Linked DNA regions of Homo sapiens: region 1 is linked to region 2. Evidence: chromatin contacts called from ENCODE Hi-C or POLR2A ChIA-PET data. All regions are on one chromosome and are shown on one strand. The core of a region is the stretch at or near the end of the contact, and the rest is flanking DNA. Distances in the headings are between cores, read along the strand shown.

Evidence for each region. A loop is a pair of places that touch in the nucleus more often than their neighbours do. ChIA-PET counts read pairs that join two places held with the same protein, here RNA polymerase II (POLR2A). Pooled maps may share reads with other maps.
Region 1: a map of naive thymus-derived CD4-positive, alpha-beta T cell shows a loop between it and region 2 (3-fold over the local background). The contact joins the promoter of GTF2B here to the promoter of GBP5 in region 2. A Hi-C loop is called at or near these places in 1 of 168 maps with a recorded cell type or tissue (naive thymus-derived CD4-positive, alpha-beta T cell) and 9 of 50 pooled maps. POLR2A ChIA-PET finds 5 or more read pairs at or near these places in 2 of 52 experiments (HCT116 and activated naive CD4-positive, alpha-beta T cell).

The regions. Positions count from the first base shown.
Region 1 is chr1:88,890,317-88,893,388 of GRCh38, forward strand. GTF2B (general transcription factor IIB) reads right to left here and starts at 1,251. Exons shown (of 7, transcript NM_001514.6): 1 at 1,167-1,251. The coding sequence starts at 1,183. RefSeq lists an enhancer at 1,427-1,536.
Region 2 is chr1:89,271,311-89,274,373 of GRCh38, forward strand. It overlaps GBP5 (guanylate binding protein 5), which reads right to left and starts at 1,550. Exons shown (of 12, transcript NM_052942.5): 1 at 1,142-1,550. It also overlaps the pseudogene LOC100421401.

The DNA of each region.
Region 1 (3,072 bases), core at 1-2,500, 380 kb before region 2:
GTCACTGGCTTTATGAGTTCTGTTCAAACAGTATATTAGCTAAAGCTGCCTCCCACCCCAAATTCCTTTTCTAATCATAAAATGTAAGTCTTGGCAGTTACCAGAAAAGGCTATTTTGTAAAAATGGCTTTCACTGTGAAATTAACCAATTCCACAGATGATAGCAGGGTCAGAAAAATAGTGCCAGAGTTCCAGAAGCTGTAGAATTAATTTGATACTTTCAACACAGGATTAGTTAACCAAAGGCCAGGTGTGGATAACAGGAAACAGGTTGTCTTAGACTCTACACTCTAACACGACTCTTGGAAAAGTCAACATTGGCATGACTCAGTTTACACTTATGCAAAAATACTAATATCTACCTCACAGTGGTAATGAGAGACATAATTAGGGTCTGCAAGCATTTTTCAGGTCACAAGATTAAAGGCTGTTTCTGAGGGTACTGCATGCATTTCCTGTAGATATGAGTACACTGCATTCTTAAATATATACTAAAAAGCGACCTCCCAGCACATATAACTAATTTTCTTTGGCAAGATTTTCTTCAGAAGTACACAGGCAACGATATTTGTAAACAAATCCTTTAGCAGGGAACTAATCAACTCTTCCGATGGCTCTAGCTTCCACTTCCGAGGCCCGCTGTGATGGTAACCAACCAGGTTCCATCTGGCTTACCAATGCTGACGTTCCCAACTTCCTAGCTGTCAGATCGATAGGAACCTGAAACTAACTGTTTCCCGTTCCTTTGAAAAGGAGAAATTACGGACCCTCGGGTTGTTTGGGCCGTAGATGAAAAAAACAAGCGGGGGGGGGGGCGCGGGGGAGGAGAGGAGGGAGGGTGGGAAGAAGAGAAAATAAAGGGAGATTGAAATATTGGGAAAAGATACGAGGGCAAGGACTGGGGACACAGTAGCCCACCAGGACCCACATAGGGTGATATCTACATAAGACTCCAGGGCAATAACGTCAACAGCTCGGTAACCCCTGCGACACCCTGACAGTCCTGCCGTCTGGAAGTGCCTTTGTCCCGGCCCGTCGGCCAGTCCCGCCGCTTCTCTCCCATACCCCTAGGCGCTCAGCCCTACGAGGCTGCCCGGAGGCCGCCTAAAAGCCGGCGGCGCTCGCGCCCGCCCCTCAGCTCGCCGGGCTCGGCGGGACATACTAACCGGCTGGTAGACGCCATCTTCACGGCGACTGCGGTGCCCGCAACAAGACACAACAGACACACCGAAAGCAGGAAGCGAATGTGGCGAAGAGACGCGCAGAGATGAGTTTTTATAGACGACTCACCCACGCAGTCGTAGCAGAGCAGGGCTACGGGTCGGGAGAAGGGCCAAGAACAGTGAGATCCCATACGTCACGTGCTTTGCGATTTCTTACGTTCTTACTCCGTTTCTGTAATTTGCTATGTTGCTAAGCGAGTCAACGTAACTACCTAGGAAAAGTCTCATGGGAACCCTGCAAAGGGGCTACAACAGAGCTACTCTCAATCTGACAGTTAAAACACAAAGAAAACCCTGGCTTCGTAGTGGTGCCAAAGCCTGCATCCCTAATAGTTTAACCACCCCTTCCTCTCCCACCTTCTCACGGCTACCTTCTCACGGCCACCACCTACCCCGCCCCCAGCCCCCCACCCCGCGTCAGGCACTCCCATTTGAGCCAGTTCTTACGTGCCCCAAGGGTGATTCTTTCTAAGAAATTTGAAATAAAAGGAGAAACTCACTTAGGTCATCCAGAACAGGTGTCTGTTCAGGATCTGTCATCAGCTAGCATGTTGTCTTCTTAGGCACGTCCTTTATACAGGTCATGTAAGTTTATATAGGTTATGGTATCTTGCCTTGCATACCCTTTTAGAATTGGCAGAAGATGAAACAAAACTACGTGAAACCAATGTGTACACAAGAGGCACGACGATATGGGCCATGCTCTGATCATTTTTTTTTCACGGCCTTTGTAACGTTGGCTGATAGCTACATATAGAAAACTTGCGAGAACATCTAGATATTGCAAAATATCCCTAGATTTATTAATTAGCCAAACTAACGTCAAAATTGTAATACCACTATTACTAACAACAATAACAGTTACCGGTGGAGAGTATTCACGTTCTTGGCGTTTTGAACAAAGAACTGGACACAACGCACAAACTAAGGAAAGAATGAAGGAATAAAGGCAGAGATTTATTGAAAACGAAAAGGTAATACCAGCTCAAGACTCCTTTTGCAGAATTTTCGGGGGTTTAAATACCCTCTAGAGGTTTCCCATTGGTTACATGGTGTACACCCTATGTAAATGAAGTAGTGGCTCCACAATCAGTCTGATTGGTTGTGGAAAGCAACCAATCAGAGGCTAAAGTGAAGTTACAAAGTTACACTCCTATGCAAGCGTCTGATTGGTTGCAGAAAGCAACGAATCAGAGATACTTTCAATTTCACATCTGCCACACGGCTAAAGTGTGTGTGTGTGTGTGTGTGTGTGTGTGTGTGGTTGTGTAGTGGGGAGGGGGTTGCAAAGGGAGTAACGTCTGGTTCTTTTGTTACTTAGGTGTGGAAAGTTGGGGTTTTCCTTTTTTTTTTTTTTTTTTGAGACGGAGTCTTGCTCTGTCGCCCAGGCTGGAGTGCAGTGGCGCGATCTGGGCTCACTGCAAGCTCCGCCTGCCAGGTTCACGCCATTCTCCTGCCTCAGCCTCCCGAGTAGCTGGGACTACAGGAGCCTGCCACCACGCCCGGCTAATTTTGTTTTTGTATTTTTAGTAGAGACGGGGTTTCACCCTGTTAGCCAGGATGGTCTTGATCTCCTGACCTCGTCATCCGCCCGCCTTGGCCTCCCAAAGTGCTGGGATTACAGGCGTGAGCCACCGCGCCCGGCCGGGGTTTTCCATTTGATTTAGTTCTAGGAAATCAGTGTGAATCTGCCTTAGGTTCCCTGCCTTCAGACAGTATTCTCCTGCGGCAACACTTTGCTGACAACTATTCTTGAAAATACGGGGATTGGTATTTTCATGGTGGTTTTCATGGGGCTGAGAACTTAGAAGATAATGACTGCTTCCTTCATCTGGGGATGGGATTTAAA
Region 2 (3,063 bases), core at 300-2,799:
CTGGCTATCTGTATCTCTCTGGCATTTCACTCAATTCTTTCAGCTTGTTTTCTAAAAAAGCAAAAGTAAATAAACAACTATTTATTAACATCAGTATAACTGCTGGCTTATGAAAGAGAGTGAGCGAGCTGCAGGAGATTTTAAAAAGTGCAAAGAAGGAAAATGCCCAAAAAAAAATACTAAGAGAAAATGCTCAGAAGTGGTAGTGGAAGGATTTCTGAAAGAAAACATCTGTTTTCAGCCATATGATTCTAGTTTGGGTTTTGCGCCTGCATTTGTATATGTAGTTGTTATTGCTTGCTTTTGCTTATTTTGCATAGTTTCTGGTTTGAATTTCAAGGAAAAGGAAAAGGCTCTTATTAAGGATATAAATGGAAATCAAACTAGTACAAAATGCTTGAAGTATGTGTCATGGTAAGAAATTCAAAGGAGAGAATTTCAACGAGTGAACAGTTGCCAGACAGTATTGAGGGATCCAGTTGGGCAACTGTTAAATTAGGTGATTCATAATAGTAAAGGCAATAGAGTAGTAGAAGCAGAACCCAACACAAAAGGGGTTAGTTAAGTGAGTAGATGCCAAGAAACCAACATGAATTAAGTCAGGGCTATTGCTAAAGGAAGAAATCTACTTTCAAACAAAGTACAAGACTATGACTAAAAATACATCACTGTTTTCATGAAACTTCTCTCTGGGCAACATTTTTTTCTTGTCCTTAATGTTTGCAAGCTACTTACATTGCATCATATTCATTGTTCTTTCTCATGAAAATAATAGCTATCATAGTTTTTGAAACTTTCATGCTGAAGTTCGAGTCAGTTTAATCAGATTTTATGAAGGACGAAGGTAACTTAAGTGGAAATTATGATCCTGAATAAGTCATAAAATTGCAAAGGAAGAAAAATAATTTGAAGGCATTTCAAACTCTTAGTTTAGTCACCACACACATTGATGTCTAATTCAGCAAGAGGCAGACACAGCTGGTACTTGATGAATTCTGCTGCCTGTCTGATAAGAATACAATTTATTCTTTACTGAGGTCTGATATACCACATCAGGATAAGCTGCATCCTATCCTTTGTAGAATGTTTCTAAAACCAAATGAATCTTGCAAATCTCTTCCACCTCTTGCCCCAGTCTTACCGTGTCCGGAATTGGTGGGTTCTTGGTCTCACTGACTTCAAGAATGAAGCCGCGGACCCTAGCGTTGAGTGTCACGGTTCTTAAAGGTGGCGTGTCAGGAGTTTGCTCCTTCTGATGTTCGGATGTGTTTGGAGTTTCTTCCTTCTGGTGGGTTCGTGGTCTGGCTGGCTCAGGAGTGAAGCTGCAGACCTTCGCGGTGAGTGTTACAGCTCTTAAGGCTGCGCGTCTGGAGTTGTTTGTTCCTCCTGGTGGGTTCGTGGTCTCGCTGGCTTCAGGAGTGAAGCTGCAGACATTCCCAGTGAGTGTTACAGCTCATAAAGGCAGTGTGGACCCAAAGAGTGAGCAGCAGCAAGATTTATTGCAAAGAGTGAAAGAACAAAGGTTCCACAGCCTGGAGGGTGACCTCAGTGGGTTGCCACTGCTGGCTACTTCTCTTATCTGGCCCCACCCACATCCTGCTGATGGGTCCATTTTACAGAGAGCCGATTGGTCCATTTTACAGAGAGCTGATTGGTCTGTTTTGACAGGGTGCTGATTGGTGTGTTTACAATCCCTGAGCTGGACACAAAAGTTCTTCATGTCCCCACTAGATTAGCTAGATACAGAGTGTGGATTGGCCTATTTACAAACCTTGAGCTAGATACAGAGTGCTGATTGGTGCATTTACAAACCTTGAGGTAGATACAGAGTGCTGATTGGTGCATTTACAATCCCTTAGCTAGACATAAAGATTCTCCAAGTCCCCACCAGATTAAATAGATACAGAGTGCTGATTGGTGTATTTACAATCCCTTAGCTAGACATAAAGATTCTCCAAGTTCCCACTAGACTCAAGAGCCCAGCTGGCTTCACCCAGTGGATCTTGCACCGGGCGGCAGGTGGAGCTGCCTGCCAGTCCTGCTCCATGCACTGGCACTCCTCGGTCCTTGGGCCATGGATGGGACAGGGTGCTGTGGAGCAGGGGTCAGCACAGGTTGGGGAGGCTCAGGCAGCACAGGAACCCATGGCGGGGTGAGGTGGGGAGCGGGAGAGGGGAGGAGGCTCAGGCATGGCAGGCTGCAGGTCCCCAGCCCTGCCCCACCGGGAGGCAGCTAAGGCCCTGCAAGAAGTGGAGCACAGCAGCTGCTGGCCCAGGTGCTAAGCCCCTCACTGCCTGGGGCCGCTCCGAGTGCAGGTCCCTCAGAGCCCAAGCCCACCCAGAACTCGCGCTGGCCCTCAAGCACCGGGCGCAGCCCCAGTTCCCACCCCTGCCTCTCCCTCCACACCTCCCAGCAAGCTGAGGGAGCCAGCTCCGGCCTCGGCCAGCCCAGGAAGGGGCTCCCACAGTGCAGCGGAGGGCTGAAGGGCTCCTCAAGTGCCGCCAGAGTGGGTGCCCAGGCAGAGGAGGCACCGAGAGCGAGGGAGGGCTGCAAGGGCTGCCAGCACGCCGTCACCTCTCATTACCTTGATTATAAAATCGGGAGAAGAGGTATTTTAGAGCTAGTAAGAAAACTGCTTCCATGAGGGACTGGGCACGGTGGCTCACGCCTGTAATCCCAGCATGTTGGGTGGCCGAGGCGGGTGGATGACGAGGTCAGGAGATCTAGACCATCCTGGCTAACACGATGAAACCCCGTCTCTACTAAAAATATACAAAAAATTACCTGGGCATGGTGGCGGGCGCCTGTGGTCCCAGCTACTCGGGAGGCTGAGGCAGGAGAATGGCTTGAACCTGGGAGGCGGAGCTTGCAGTGAGCCGAGACTGCACCACTGCACTTCAGCCTGGGTGACAGAGCGAGACTCTGTCTCAAAAAAAAAAAAAAAAAGAAAAGAAAAGAAAAAAGAAAGCTGCTTCGATGAGAACTTGCTGAGTTCGAACTCTCGTCTTTTACTTTCACTGTGGTGATTTCTCATTTATTTTCTTCACTCAGTCCTGGGGTTTT